Regions from separate parts of the Homo sapiens genome. Here region 1 is linked to region 2. The links are chromatin loops, found by intact Hi-C in ENCODE. Cell type or tissue: GM12878. All regions are shown on one strand.

Region 1 (8,000 bases), 270 kb before region 2:
TGCTAGGGACAATGAGAAATGTAAAGATCTAGAAACATTAGCTACCATAAAAAAAGTCACCATCTAGTAGACATCAGCAAAGGGAAGAGAGTAATTGTATTCGGCATCTTCTTTGTGCCTGTCTACTTTCACAGTAATAACATTTTCTTAGCACCCTGATCATGTTTACGCAATGTGTTCTATGTATGTAGATTAGGCATGTGCACACACAAACACAATGCCCTCTCTTGGAAGCACTGTCTTGACCTCATCATGGTTGCTAATAAATAAACATGTCGCTCCACGCAGGGAGTTTTGACTGGTTTTCTAGGCTTTGTTTCTCATTTTAGGGAGATAATCGGCAACTGACAACCCACCATCTCACACTCTGAAGCTCACACAGTGAAACGAGGTTTCCACACAGCCATTCAAGATTGGCACTGCTGGATGGAACAGATGAAGCATCTGAGTTGCTGTTTCTCCCTGCGTATTTGTAAAGAATTGCTGACTTAATATCCTCAAGCACCTAGAATGGCTAACGTGTTGTCAAGGGGAAAATCAGACCCATTTTAACAAGTCAGTAAGACACCTTCATAAAAGCATGTAAAAACAGGTGAGCCGAAGTCTTCATAAACAATTGGCTCTGTTAAGTGGGTTTAGGGGCTTATCCCATATCCACTTGCTAACATTAATTTGCTTAGACAAATTGTTTAAGGGAAAAATGCATCATAGATTGAAGAAAGACAACAACTCAATGCTGACTGAATTACCCAAATTTTAATATGTAAGCGAGGTCTGTTCCTATGAACTGATGTACCTGTGCCCCAAGAAAGCTTGATCCTCCACGGCTGGAATTTAGCCTCATTACACAATCAATCCTCTTTCATGCTACTCCACTGAGCTTCTGCACTATAACTCCACAGGGGCATGCACTTTGCCTGAAAAGTTTTCTGTTTCCCCACAACACAAATGAGAGATGAAATATTGCTGGGTTCTCCTACTTTCTCTCATACCTCAACTACAAGGGCCCATGTATCTACCTTTCTCCATGCAGCTGGTTCCTGTCCTGATGCCCTGTGAGATTTGAGCTCTGTCTGCAAGTCTTGCCCTTGGTGTTCCAATCTTGTGAGTACTTATTTCCTTAGTATGCCAAGCAAAACTCTAATCAAGCCTGCTGAATACTTCGTTAAAGTAAATCAGCAAGAAATCATCTTTTGAATTAAAATAAGCAGAAAAATCCGAATTAGTGTTAAGATAAACGAGGAAATAAATGCCCAAATTTTGATATAAAAATAGTCAACCTCAATAGACTTTTAAACCCTGAATACATTTTTAAAATCCAGTGGAAAACAGTTTGATTTGTTGTTGCACAAAGACTGTTAGAAATTTTTTCTCATTTAACTTTGATATTGTGTGTGTGTGTGTGTGTGTGTGTGTGTGTGTGTGTGTGTGTGTTTCTTTAGAGATGGGGTTTCACCATGTTGCCTGGGCTGGTCTTGAACTCCTGGGTTCAAGTGATCCTCCCACCTCAGCTTCCCAAAGTGCTGGGATTACAGGTGTCAGTCACCATACCTGGCTTTGGTAGTGTTTTTAATGTTATTTATTTATCCAACATGCTTATTGAGTGAGTACTATATGCCAAGGGTCCCCAACCCTTGGGCCACAGACCAGTCTGTGGCCTGTTAGGAACTGGGCCACACAGCAGGAGGAGAGCGGTGGGCAAGCAAGTGAAACTTCATCTGTATTTATAGCCACTCCCCATAGCTCGCATTACCACCTGAGCTCTGCCTCCTGTCGGATCACTGGTGGCATTAGATTCTCGTAGGAGCACAAACCCTATTTGAACTGCATGTGTGAGGGATCTCGGTAGCCCATTCCTTGTGAGAATCTAATGCCTGATGATCTGTCACTGTCTTCCATCACCCCAAGATGGGACCTTCTAGTTGCAGGAAAACAAGCTCAGGGCTCCCACTGATTCTATATTATGGTGAGTTATATAATTATTTCATTATATATTACAATGTAATAATAATACAAGAAATAAAATGCACAATATATGTAATGTGCTTGAATCATCCTGAAACTGTCCTCAGTCTATGGAAAAATTGTCTTCCATGAAACCAGTCCCTCGTGCCAAAAACGGGGACCACTGCTATATACCATCCACTCCTCTAAGTGATGGGAACACCTCATTGAACAAGACAGATCAAGTCCAGGGCCCTCTTGCAGCTAAAATTACAGTGGGAGAGACAGGCAAAAGCGAAATAAGTAAATACGATGTTGAGTAGTAACGAGTATTATGAACAAAAACAAAGCAGGGCATAGGGTGACCTGGAGGGGTGTGGGTATGTAACTTACATAAGGCGATCAGAGAGGTCTCACAGTGAAGGGACCCGTGGGCACAGCCACAGTGCCTGAGGGGAAGGGCATGTGAGCATCACAAGGCCATGTGGAGGGAAAGGCCCTGCGCTGGAGGCCTGTTTAGTGCCCTCTTGGGGAGAGGAGGCTGGTGGGGCTGAGAAGTGGGTGGGCATGGGTGCTAGAGAAGTGGCCCATGGCCAGATCTAGTAGGCCATTTTTTGGCCATTGCAAGGACGTGGAATTTAATTCCAATCATGAGAGAAAACCACTTGAGGGTTTTGGGCAAGGCATGACAAGGTCTGATGTGCCTTCCAAAAGGCTGCTTTGTGGGGAGGCAAAAGCAGAAGTGTGGAGGCAAAAGCAGAAGTGTGGAGGGAGATGCCTGGTAGTTTAAGCACTAGACACATTTTGAATTAGAAATAAAAGATTTTAAAAGGTTTACTGGGCCATAAAAAAGCTGTTATTCTCATAGAACTAGGGAAAAAATTCAATAACCCATATCTTACGAAAATTCAAATTTAAGTCATTTTTTTCTTACTATCTTACCACAACGGTCTTTATATCAACCAAATTCCTTTTGAGAATCAAATAAATCATCTCTCAGCTTTAGCTGCCTTTGCAGAACCAGTACTGGCTGCTTCCTTCTTGCCTGTCAGGCTTAATTGGATTATTACCAAAGCTCCCTGGGCACGTGTGGCCAGTGAGGAAGGGAGTGAGTCCCTAACATCACTGAAGTCTGTTCTTCCTGACTCTGGACTAGCTCCCAGCGCAGTCTTAAAAAAGCCACTTTAACTTATCTGAATACAGCTGACCCTTGAATTACACAGGTCTGCACCACAAGGGTCCACTGATACGTGAATTTTCTCCTGCATCTGCCACCCCTGAAACAGCAAAACTGGCTTCTACCCTTCCTCCTCCTCCTCAACCTACTCAAAGTGAAGAGGACAAAGATGAATACGTTTATGATAATCCACCTGTACTTAATAAATAGCAAATATATTTTCTTTTCCTTAAGATTTTCTTAATAACCTTTTCTTTTCTAGCTTACTTTATTGTAATAATCCAGTATATAATACATATAACATACTAAATAAGTGTTAATCGAATGTTTATGTTATTGGTAAGGCTTTTGGTCAACAGTAGGCTATTGGCAGTTACGTTTTTGGGGAGTCAAAAGTTGCATGTGGATTTTGCACTGCAAGGAGATTGATGCCCCAACCCCTGTGCTGCTCAAGGGTCAATTTTATTTCCTTCAGCTAAAATAAAATCTGTCACTTCCCAGTGGGACTTAAAAACCATGCACGGTCTTGAGCTCGTCAGAAAATGAATATCACCTGCGGGACTCTCCGGGCATGAAAGCCCTTCCTCACAGCCTGGGCATCAGCCCGGAAAAGCCCTCTGCTCCACCTTCCCAAGCAAGTCTCTTCTCTAACACTCAGTCCCTGGCATTCTGGGCTTTTTGACCTAGTCTCACATGATAAAAAGCCCCTTTTCAGCTGCTAATGGTTTGTACTGACCTCAGTTTAGGGACCGCTGCTTCTAAGAGCCCTTGTCTCAATGCAGCTTTTAGCTCTGTGGTGACACTGGCAAGGAGCTTGTGCTTTTTAAGTCTCAACTTCAATCCTCCCCACCCATTGTCAACTATTCTAAGCCACTCAAACCCACAGTGGGCAATGTCGCAGAGGTTCTATATTCTGTACAGAAGGCAGATGCTTGGTCCACTCTCCACAATTTTTATGTGTGATCCGCAGGTCCTGTGGATCAGAACCCCAGGGGAGTCAGGGGGTTAAATATAGATTTCCGGATCCTTCCTCAAACTGCTAAATAAGAATCTCACAGGGCAGGGCTCAGCAATCTATGCTTTTAATACGTTCCTTGGAAAATTTTTATGAATGCTAAACAGTGGGAACCCCTATCCTAAAGATATATTCTGAGGAATCAGAAAAGAAGAGTTATCAAGTTTCCCAGCATTTCCAAAGAAAGCAGGCCACAGCAATACACAGCTTTGTAGTAACTTCTAAATAGAAGAAAACTTTTCATGAGTTCCTGTTATTCTGTCCTCTGGGCTATAAAATTTGGAGTCTTGAGCTATTTATTTCATATTCTTTATATTTCAGACTCTATCATTTAACCTTTCAAAATTGCTCTTCAACTTGACAGTCTACATTTATTTTTTAAAGCCATATTTTCCCTGAGTTTTAGTTTAGGATTATGGAACTTACTGTAGACATTTATGAAAATTATATATATATATATATGCATGTACTAGGTGTATATATAATCTCTGTTATCTTTCTTGGTGTTTTTAGAATCAGACTGCATGTACAAGTTAGCATCCTGCTTTTATAATTCACTTTTTCATTCAATAAATATTTATTAAGGGCCTAATATGTGCTTCCAACTAGGTCTTGGACAGTGGTCTTTAAAATGAGGCCTGTGCACGTTAGGGGATGTTGCGAGACAGGGCACTGATGTACAGTGAGAAAGTATTAGAATTTCTCCTCTTATTTCACTTCTTGTAATTTTATTTTGTGTGTGTTTTTTAGTGGCAAAAATGTATGCTATAAAAAGAACTACATAGATAAATATCAATATATTAAGAGTGCATGGTAAAAATTATTTTCATTGATAAGGCTGGGCTATCAAAAAACCAGGCAATCTCTTGATTTAAGATGTGTCCAATTAGTCACACAAAAAATAAAATTTTGACAGTTTTAAATACATTCTCAGGAGTGAAATTACGGGTTAAAAGAACGTGGACCATTGCCAAATTGCCTTCAAGATCAGGTGGTGGAAAATTTATGTTCTCAGTGTATGAGAAAGCCTCTCTTTTGTATTATCCTTAAAATTTTTTTCTAACCTATTAGATGGAAAGTGGCATTTTATTAATGTTTTAATTTGCATCTCATTACCAAGGTTAAATTTTTCAAGTTTATTAGCTAATTAAGTTTCTTCTTTTATAAATTACTCACATCCTTTACCTGTCTTTCCACTGGGGGTCTAAGTATTTTTCTCATTGAACTTTATATAGATTTATAAAAGCAATAATTATAAAAATGTAATAACTGACATTTATTGTGTTGCACACTGCCTGGGCTATAAATACATACTTGATTTTGACACCTTGCAACAACAAAGACTGGTATTGTTATTTTCCCCATTTTATTGATGATGACATTGAGATTAGTGAAAATTAAAATGTAATTTAGCTGTAATTCTGATTCCAAATTGTATGCATCCCAAATATTTTTTCTAGAATTTGTTATTTCCGTTTGATTTTTATTAATGTTAGTTTTTAAAAAAGATTTTAAAATTTTTATCCAGTCATATTTAACCTTTATGTTTTATTTTATTACTTTTATGAAAAGAAATCACTTCCCTGTCCACAAAAAGACATGCATATACACCCATTTTTAAATTTCCTATTATTTTAGTTTAAAAATAATTCTATAGTCTCTGGAATTTGAATGGGTATATGGCATTAAATGCAAATCTCACGTCTTCCCAAATAATCAAATTTTAGAGCATAATTAGTTGAATAATCCATTGGCATATTATGCTTGCTTTTTTTTTTTTTTAGTCAAAGTAAGTTCTAATGAAATTCCAGGTCTATTTTTGAACCATATATAGTGTGATGATATATAATGCCATATATATGTGTGTATACGTTAAGTGTATATATATGCCATATACATAATATATACATTTTATATTTCTAAATATGATTTATAAATAAGTATATTAATATATGAATTATATACAATGCATATATATGATGATGTATAATGCATATATTTTAATGGTATATTTCTGTTATATTAATATGTTATAATAATATGATATTATATATTATATAATACACTATATATAATGCATAATATGCTACATATATTATATAACCTATATAATAGGGCAAAAATCATCTATATGCTATTCTTCTTTGTCAAAAACGTCTTAGATATTCTCAGCTCTTTATTTCCCAGATGAACTTTAGAATCATTTTGTCAAATTCTAAAATAAAAAGGGGGGGAATAAATGTCATCTTTATAATATTCAGTGTTACCATCAACACTTGCTTCTTCTATTTATTTAAATTTTATTTTATTATTATCAGGAAGATGTTGTCATTTCCTCCATACCTGCTACAGACATTTTTGTTTTAAAATTTCCAAATATTTTATGTGTTGTTTATATTGTGAATGAAATCAATTTCTTTTTCTATAATCAAGTTATATGTGGTCATTGCTCTTATATAGAAAAGCTATTGAGTTTTCGGTTGATTCTCTTAGGACTGTACACATATATATTCCTATTTTTATCAAATTAAAATAGATGTCCCCTTTTCACTATTTATGGCTATTTCATATCTCATAACACTAAGCAAAATAATACTTAACAATAGTGATATAAGGCATTCTTGTCTTAGCCTTGATTTTAATTGGAATGCTTCTTGCATTTCACTGAAGTAAGATATTTGAAGCATATTTGGTGTTGGTTTAAGAGAGATTAGCTTTGTCAGGTAAGAAACTTCCAATTCATCCAAAAAAATTAAACCAGAAATGGCTGTTGTATTTTATCAGTTGTTTTCTTTTTTTCTTTCGAGTTAACCTAAAGTATCGTGCAGATAAGTTTCCTAATAGTAAAGCATCTTCGGATCCAGGAATATTCTGAGTTAACTGTCAAGCCGAATTTGGGTTTCAGAATATCTTATTGAGTATTTTGCATTGATACCTTTATAAATAAAACTAGTTTACAAGTTTTTTCAATTGCTCTGTTGTGGGTTAATATCAAGACAATTGGCTTATAAAATTATTCCAGTCCTTTTCAATATTTTTTTATCTCTGGAATAATTTATGAAGCATAAGAATATGTGTCTTTTGAAAATTTGAGATTATTTACTAGTAAAATTATCTGTACTAGCAGCCACATATTTTCTTTCTTTTTCCTCTTGGAGGGATTTTTAAATAATTTTATAATTTTACTATAGTAGTACCCTACTTATTTATTGGTCAATTTGGATCATTCATCTTTTCTTATAAATTCATCTATATACAAGATTTTCAAGTATATCCGAATGGAATTGTATGTTATATTATTTTATCACTTTAACATCCTTCATATTCATTGTTAAATCTTCTATCTCACTCATGCTTTTTTTCCCCTATTTTATGTTGTTTAGATTTAGCAAATATTTATTTTATTGGCTTTCTTTTTCAAAGACCTGTTACAATTATCAACTTAAAGAATTTGATTTCTTCTTTTATTTTCATTATCTTTCTACCCAATGTCTTTAAGCTTCTTGATTTTCACACTTTTGTGAATTTATTTATCCGTTTAAAAAATAATGAGAGAATGTAAGGTTATGAGTTTGTTCTATCTTGTGAATTATCATATTCATGTTTTAATACTTTTAAAATTAATAAATAGCCCATCCTGTGATGTTATTTTATTCTTTGACCCAACAGTTATTTTGGAGATGTTTTAAATTTAGTGGAGGGTTTTTACAAATTTGTTCTCTATTATTAATTTTTAATTGTAACCGATTATGGAAGAGACTGTGTTTTTGAATTCTTTTTTGGGAGAATTTATTAAGGCTTGTTTTATGGTCAGCTTTTAAATGATCTACAGATACGTAAGATCAAAGTATCTTCTATGTTTAT
Region 2 (8,000 bases):
CATAAAAAATTCATATATTTAGTGCAGAATAATTATAAAATAAAAATAATATAAAATTTCAGCACGCATTTATCGAATTAGGATTACTTTGTCATGTATCTTTTAGATTTTATAATATATGTGAATACACATTCACATTTTATTTTAAGGACATTGTATTGAATACTATTTTGTCATCTGCTTTTTTATTTAATATGCCCTCATAGCTTTTTCTGTTAATGAAGATACATGCATAAAATAATAATGGATACATACTCATTGTGTGTGCTCCATCGTATTATGCTCCGTCATTCCTCAGTTGTTAGTCCATTTCTGGCTGTTATAAATAGCTCTACATGCATCTTTACTAACTTGTCTGATCATTTCTTAGCGTAAGTTTCTAGGTAGCAACTTCCTGGTGTCATTTTTTTTAAAAGCTTTGAGTCCATGATGCCAAATGATCCTCCAGAAAGACGGTGTCCAAGACCGCAGTTCAGTAGTTTGAAGATACCTCTTTCTCTGCACATACTCCACTGTACCCCCCACCCCACATACCCATGCCTGATCATATCATTTTGATTCGTCTTTATCAGTTCATTCTTTTTCCTTCATCTATCAATTCTAGAAACATTGCTGTATTGTTTTGAGTGTTGATTTTATAAAATGTTTTACTATCTGTCTGGATGAATCCATTCCTCCCCCTAAATTACTTAATTTTTTAAAAATTCCTGTTATTCTCTCATTTTTTAAAATGAATTTTTAGCATTTTTTGAATTTCTAGAAATAATCCCTTTGGATTTTTTTGGACTTGCATTAAAATTATAGGTTAATTTAATGAGACTTAAGCTCTTTAGTGAGAATTGGAGTCTTACTATCCATGAATAATGTGCCTTTCTGTTTATTGAGTTCTCCTTTCGTATCCCTCAATGAAATGTTTTTGTTTTGTTGTGTAGCGACATGTCATGTTCATTATTAACTTTTAAATCTAGATTTTCCTTTTTTTTACAACTTTGATTGTATCCCATAAAGTTTAGGTTTATAGTATTTCTCATTTTCAAAGTACTCTGGTTACCATATGAATTCCTCTTTTACCCAAAGATTGAGAATGTTTTTTGTACCATTTTTGTTTTGTATTGTTCTTTCTCTCATTCTTCGTTATTAATTTCTTAATTTTGTTGTTACATGAGAATTATGATGATAAGAATTAGATTTTACTTTTAAGTTCTTTTGTTTTTTTTGAATGTCTTGTTATTCATATGGAGTCACAAGTTGGGGATTACTCCCTGGATAATTTGTATTCTTTTAAATGCAGGATTTTTCCATAGGTGCCTGCCTTTTGTCAGAGTGCCTGCTTTCCTTCCTACCTGGGACAGCTACAGTGCTGGCTACATGCTTGGGGACCCAACCCTTTGTGTTTCAGAGTAAGACTGGCCACTCCCCTTCGTTCCTGCCCCATTACACTGAGTGTAGGGGGTGTTGTGGCATTCTAGTACCTGCCTGACTTCCCAGGCAGGCTTTTTCTGGGGGAATGAGTTAAATCATGGCCTTCACTGGAGTCTTATTATTAGCATATTTTACATAATTTTTAGCTTAAAATTTGGAGCATATTTAACTTTTTCAACACAGGTGCAGACTGTTCTCCTCTTAGTACTACATTGGTCATTTCTAGGTGGGAATTGGTGAGGGAAAGGAATTCGATGCTGTGTCCCACCCTGCTGTTCTCCCGGCCATCCTGCCAACCCTTCATTCCAGCAGGTGATTATTGAGCACTCACTGTGCTTCACCCATTTCGGACGATCACCTCCATCAGATCCAGGCCACAGATAGAAGATAGACATTTTGATCTTATCAATTCATCATGTTTAATTGTTGTGGCCAGGCGTGGTTGCTCACACCTGTAATCCCAGCACTTCGGGAGGCCAAGACCGGTGGATCACCTGAGGTCAGGAGTTCGAGACCAGTCTGGCCAACATGGTGAAACCCCGTCTCTACTAAAAGTACAAAAATTAGCCAGACATGGTGGTGCATGCCTGTAATCCCAGCTACTTGGGAGGCTGAAGCAGGAGAATCACTAGAACCCAGGAGGTGGAGGTTGCAGTGAGCTGAGATGGTGCCACTGCACTCCAGCCTGGGTAACAGAGTGAGACTCCATCTCAAAAATAAATAAATAAAAATAATTGTTTTTAGCTGCCTGTCTTTAGTGGGGCATAATCTTCTCTGTAGCAGGAACTGTATGCTCAGCCTTTCTCCCCCTTTCCTACATTTCTGGGGTCTGTTCTCTGTTTTCTGCAAATGGGAGGAAGAGGCTGAATCACAGTCTGGGGACACTCCCGAAGGCCTCTAACTGTGGGGGTAGGAAGGCATGGTAGTAGTGACTTCTGAATTGGAACCTGGGATAGGAGAGGACAGGGTGGGTTAGAAGGTCTCTGAGAATATATCTGATGGGAAGATGGGGCTAAGTATGGTCAGAAGAATCCCTGCCTCCAGTCTCCCTGTGGAAGTTGTGAAGTCACACAACTTCAAACTGTCGTAGCATTTTAAAGTAACTGTACTTTGCTTACTTGTGATGATGGACATCATATTTAATTTTAGGGATTTTATTTTGTGCTTCCTCTGCCTGTATTAGTCTATTGAGAAAGATATACAGGAAATACAAATAAAATGTGAATTTACTCTCTTTCCCCTGTTAACCTGTTTCCCCTGCCTCTTTTGGGGTGGGTAGAGGACATAAAATATACTAAGGTAGACTGAAATTGCTTGTAGTGGTAGGAATTTTAGTAATTCTGTTATGGAATCTGTTGTCAGCATTTGCTTTGAAAGGATAAACATGTGTTTCAGGATTGCATGCCTTAAGTTACATACTGTATAAATGTCTTTTCTTAAAGGATTTAAATGGAATATGTCAAGAAAAATATTTATTGTGTTCTTAATAATGTATGACTTCCTAGAATTACATCTTTATTAATCGTAGAGGTTTTTGACCAGTTATATTTTATATTAAAATTTATCCAGCAGGTTTTTTGAATGATAGAATCTTCCCGTTAAAATAAAGACCCTAGATACTATGAAATTTCTAAAGAAGCTTAATTCCAATTGTTTTTTTATTTTGTGACATGAATTACTGTTCAAAAGTCATTGTTCAATTATTTGAGTCAAATGAAAAACATAGACTGTTTCTATTACAGTTTAATCTGTGACTAATATCTTATTTTCAGTGAAAAACTTAAAAGAGGTTTTGATTTCCCAATTTACAAAATAAATTAGTTCCCGGACAATCATTTGAAGAACTTTTGCGATACAAATCTTTTGATTAACTAATGTGCATTATTTTCCATGAATCTTGGTGTTTTGGTGCCACCTTGTGGCTTGGCCTTGTAGTAACTTCAACACTCATCCATTTTAAACAACTTCCTGGGGAGAATATGATGTGCTAGGAATTCTTTCCAAGGTACAAATAACATACTACTGTAAGTCTACATTAAAGACGTCGAGAGTGACTTGTTTGTTATTTGGTCACGAGGATAGGTAAAACTAGTAAGTAAAGAACCTGATACATTATTTTCAGTTTCTAAGATTCTTTGTTTATGCTTTTTGTCCCTAGCTGCTACTGTTTGAACGGTCTTGGATGAACAGATGGAAGTCTGCTGTTCTGCATGAAGGGGAAGGGAACATAAGGAGTGTGAAGTGGAGAGGCCATCTGATTGCTTGGGCCAATAATATGGTAAAAAATATGCCTCTGTCTTCCTAATGCTTGTTCAGTGGCAGAAGAATGGCCAACTTGATAGGGCTGTAATGAAGGGAAAAGATGCCACTTGCTGTGGTGGTGATTTCTAAAGGGTGTAAGGACGATTGGTATCATACCTAGGAGGTTAAAGAAATTAGATTGCTTTTGGCTTTCATAATATAGTAATTCCCAACATATTCTGGAATCTATTTTAGAGTAAGAAACCTGAGGCATGGAGAGTAGCCAAGAAAATGAAAAGCTATCTTAATAATTGAAGGACTGCATTGGGAATGGGTCTTGAAAATATCATTTGCCTGTTGGCCAAAGGCAAGTAAGAGTTGATATGAAACAAGTGCAGAATATTGCTGATTTCTCTTTTACTCCCAGTATAATCATAGACAGAAGTATAGACCTGTCTGTAAGAAAGTGGATCGTAATTTTCAGTGCTGCATTTTAACTTAAAGTTTACTTGCTATGAATTGGGGCTAGTAGGAAGTTTTAAAAATGGTCTTTTTGACATCTGGCATATCTTTTGAAACATCAAGGTATAATTTAGTAAATCGGTTCTATTCAGTTTTAAATGGTAGAAATCTGCCTAGACTCTACCTTTTTATTCTGGACTTTTCTTACTTCTCCTGGGTCACGATGAAGGTAAAACAAAGCTGTGGTCTCTTGGTTCATTTTTAGTTAGCTGCTTGCCTGATGTTTTCATTTGAGAACTTTAAAATGTCAGATGTAGTTTTCTTTATATAGGTGGCTTTTCAGACTCAAAGCCTTTCTAAAAAACAAACTTCATTTTTCATGGTGGAACGATAAAATTAGAAATGTTACTTGTCTGTCAGTTTGGAAATGCAGCTATTGATGTTTGTACATTTCATGTTTCTGTTGGGTTTGAGTCACCCATGCCATCTAAGAAAATCTCCTTTGTCCAGAAAGAAGGGTGGAGGTTTCCTTGTGGTTTTAGTTCCCACAGGGTTTGTGTGGAGCAGGAGCATTTTCCTTGCATGCTCAGTAAACACTGCTAATATTTCTCCGTGCTGGTTATTGGTAGTATGTAGCAGGGGCTGTTAATAAGTTTTCTGTTACTTTCCTCCTGAGTAGAGGATGCTTACTGCTGTATTATTTTCCAGGGTGTGAAGATTTTTGACATCATCTCAAAGCAAAGAATCACCAATGTGCCCCGGGATGATATAAGTCTTCGCCCAGACATGTATCCCTGCAGCCTCTGCTGGAAGGACAATGTGACACTGATTATTGGCTGGGGGACTTCTGTCAAGGTGGTTTTGCTTGTCTTTATAATAAGTCCGTGTTGTTATAGATCCACTGAGGGTGGTCCAAAGGACTGTGAGTCTTGATTGGCTTCTAGGACCCAAATCTTTTCACTTGGATGTTATTGTGACGTGATTACCATTTAATGCTCAAATTATTTCCTGTGCATAAGTTTTAAGATGTATTCTTTCTTTTCCATGGCATGTAAAACTATTTGTGAACTTTTTCGTGTTGAGAATGGTGCTGTCTTTTTCAATCTTCTTTTAATTTCTCACATCCCAGCTGGCCTTAGCTATTTACAGAACATGGGGTTAGTTTTGTTGTTTAGTCAGGTTTTCTTCTCTTTATTATTCTTTTCATTTTCCCTTAGCTTTGACCCTTCACTTCTTCATTAGAGTTATTGATAGTGGAGAGAGAAGGTTAAAATTAAATCATCCTGCTGCTTGGTAATAATTTGATAGAGTAGAGACCCAGACTTATCATCAATAATAAGATTTGGGCATATTTTCTGAAGTTTAATTATCTGACCCTTATGCGCCTGGGTAAATGAAATTTAGCTGTTCTGTGAAAGGGGGCCCAAAGCTCATTCACATTTATTTTATGCCTACTAGTGCTTCTGTTATATTAGATACTTCAGAGCCAAAAGTTGTTTCCCTTTAAAAAATAGACAGCTTAATTCGAACAAAATAAACTAAAAATTAGTGGAAGTATAAAAATGGCATGAGAGAGTATCCCAGCAGTAGTCTCATGGAAGAGCTCAGGCTTTGAGGCCAGACAGACCTGGGATCAAGTCCAGCTTCTCCATTTTCCTTTGGGATCCTCTGTGAGCCTTACTGTCCTCATCTGCAAAGTGGTAGTGCTAATTGTTCTCACATCACAAGTTTTGGGGAGAAATAAATGAGCCAATGCATGTAAAGAGTTTTGCATAGAATCTGATGTAATTGCTTAATAAATGTTAGCTGTCATTATTATATAAAGTTCTAGCAATGTCATGAAGGGGACGTGGCTATTTAAAATGTACTCTTCTCTGGAAAGGGAAAGTGGAAAATTATTAATGTAATGATTGTTATTAGCAAAACAAACATTGTTACACTTCAGGCCCTCCCAGCCCTCATGTTGTTATCATTCAGGTTCTTTTTTCTTCATGTGTTACATGAACACAACCTGATTTATATTTAGGGTAACAGGAAGGAAACTGTGCCTATATCGTAGGATGGAAAAAGGGATTCCCTGGGCTCCCTGTCCCACGTGTGTGGTTACTCATCCAATAAATTTATATTCTTAGTATTTTAAAAATCCCTTAAATGGACCAGGTTGCTTGTTAGTTTTAAAGTTCTGATTTTCTTTTCTTATGGTGAAAGACAAGGAAAATTAGCCTGTAGAAATATGTAACAAGTTTACTCATTACTCCCAGAAATTCTTTCTCTGGTATGCTGAATAATGGCCCCAAGGATAGCAAGCCCTAATTCCTAGAACCTATAAATGTTTCTTTATATGACAAAAAGGTAAATATTACTTTATTTAGCAAAAGATATGATTAAGTTAAGGATCTTGAGATGGGGAATTAACCTACATTATCTGGGTGGGCCCTAAATGCAATCACGTTTATCTTTATGAGAGGGAGGCAGAGGGAGATGCTAACATGGAAGAGAGGAGGAGAAGGCAGTACCACTGTGGAGGCAGAAATTGGAGTGAGGTGGTCAGTGAATGGTGGCAGCCACCAGAAAGCTGGAGGAGACAGCAGATTGTCCCCTAGAGCCTCCAGAGGAAGTACAGCCTTGCCAACACCTTGATTTTAGCCCAGTGAACCCAATTTCAGACTTGTAGCCTGCGGAACTGTAACAGATGTTTAAAACAACATCTCTGTTGTTTTAAACCACCAAGTGTGGCAGTCTGTTATAGCAGCCATGGGAAACATATACCCTTTCTTTATGCCCAAGTTAAGATCCAGCTTCTATACAATTTTTATGTCAAATATTTCATTTTATTGGAGGTTCCTTTTCTTCAAACTCAGTTCTATATGTTGAGCACTTCTCAGTGTAGACTCTTAGTGAGTTCTGTTGAAGGAAGAGGAGATAAGGACGTGGTCTTTCTTCAGAGGGACAGCAATCTTGTTGGGGAGAAGCAACCAGAAACAGTAAAATAAAGTGTGCAATTGGACCTTACCATTTACTTCATTCATTCATTTGCCCAACAAACGTTTACCAGGTGCCTGCAGTGTGCCAGGCAGTGTTCTAGTGTTGCAGAACACAAATATACAAATGAATGAGTTCCTTCCCTTGGGAAATTTATGTTCTAGTGAGGAAGGTGGACAAAAACAAGTAAGTATAGCATGTTGAAGGTGGCAAATAAAAAGGAGAACATTTTAACAGGATAATAGGAAAAGGGATTGGGGTAGGTACCATTTAATATAGGGTGGTCCAGGGATGGCCTGTCCAATAACTAATATGTTGTTTGGTCAGAGATCTGGAGAGAAAAGTTATACAGCTCTATGGGGGCCTGGGGTAGGAGGTGTTAGCAGAAGGAGCAGGAGTGCAAAAATTCTTGAAGCAGGAGTGTGATTGGTGTGCTTTTGAGGAACAGCAAGGAAGCTGTTTGTGTCAGAGTGAGTGGAGCAGATGTGGAGGAGAGGGATGTAAGTGGGGGTCGGGGAGGGTGTGGTGGAGGAGCAGGTGATGTTGGAGCCCAGGGGCCCTTGAGAAGTCTTTGGCTTTTAATTTGACTGAGGTAGGAAGCCAGCACAGGGCTTTGAGCTGTTGTGGAGTCAGTTAAGTGATCTAACTTGTATTTTGGAAGGATCTCTGGTTGCTGTGTGGAGCTAAACGGCAAAGGGGCAGTCAAGAGGGGAGACCAATTAGGCTACCGCAGTCATCTCCATAAAAAATAATGTTGTCTCAGGTCAGTGTAATGCAGCTGGTGAGAAATGACCAGATCCTGGATATATTTTGATGGTAGACTCTGCAGTATTTGTTGACAGTTGGATGTGGGGTGTAAGATCACAGTCACCTAACATACTGGAAGGTGAAAC

The links. Hi-C counts contacts between places; a loop is a spot of excess contacts. Peaks named below come from ENCODE experiments on the same cell type or tissue, not always from the same donor. Only the 100,000 strongest peaks of a DNase experiment are listed, where the experiment ranks them.
Region 1: a loop joins it to region 2, with 4 times the contacts of the local background. A loop is called at or near these places in 5 of 110 quality-filtered maps.

The regions. Positions count from the first base shown.
Region 1 is chr7:39,065,089-39,073,088 of GRCh38, reverse strand. The region is part of intron 1 of POU6F2 (POU class 6 homeobox 2); the gene reads right to left. Among named protein-coding and RNA genes, the nearest start is that of POU6F2-AS2, 56 kb to the right of the region's middle. In GM12878, no CTCF peak of the experiment used is centred here; a DNase peak (open chromatin) is centred at 3,838.
Region 2 is chr7:38,792,445-38,800,444 of GRCh38, reverse strand. VPS41 (VPS41 subunit of HOPS complex) reads left to right here. Exons shown (of 29, transcript NM_014396.4): 8 at 3,581-3,700; 9 at 4,834-4,980. Among named protein-coding and RNA genes, the nearest start is that of VPS41, 110 kb to the left of the region's middle. In GM12878, a CTCF peak has its summit at 3,338 (motif pointing left); a DNase peak (open chromatin) is centred at 3,354.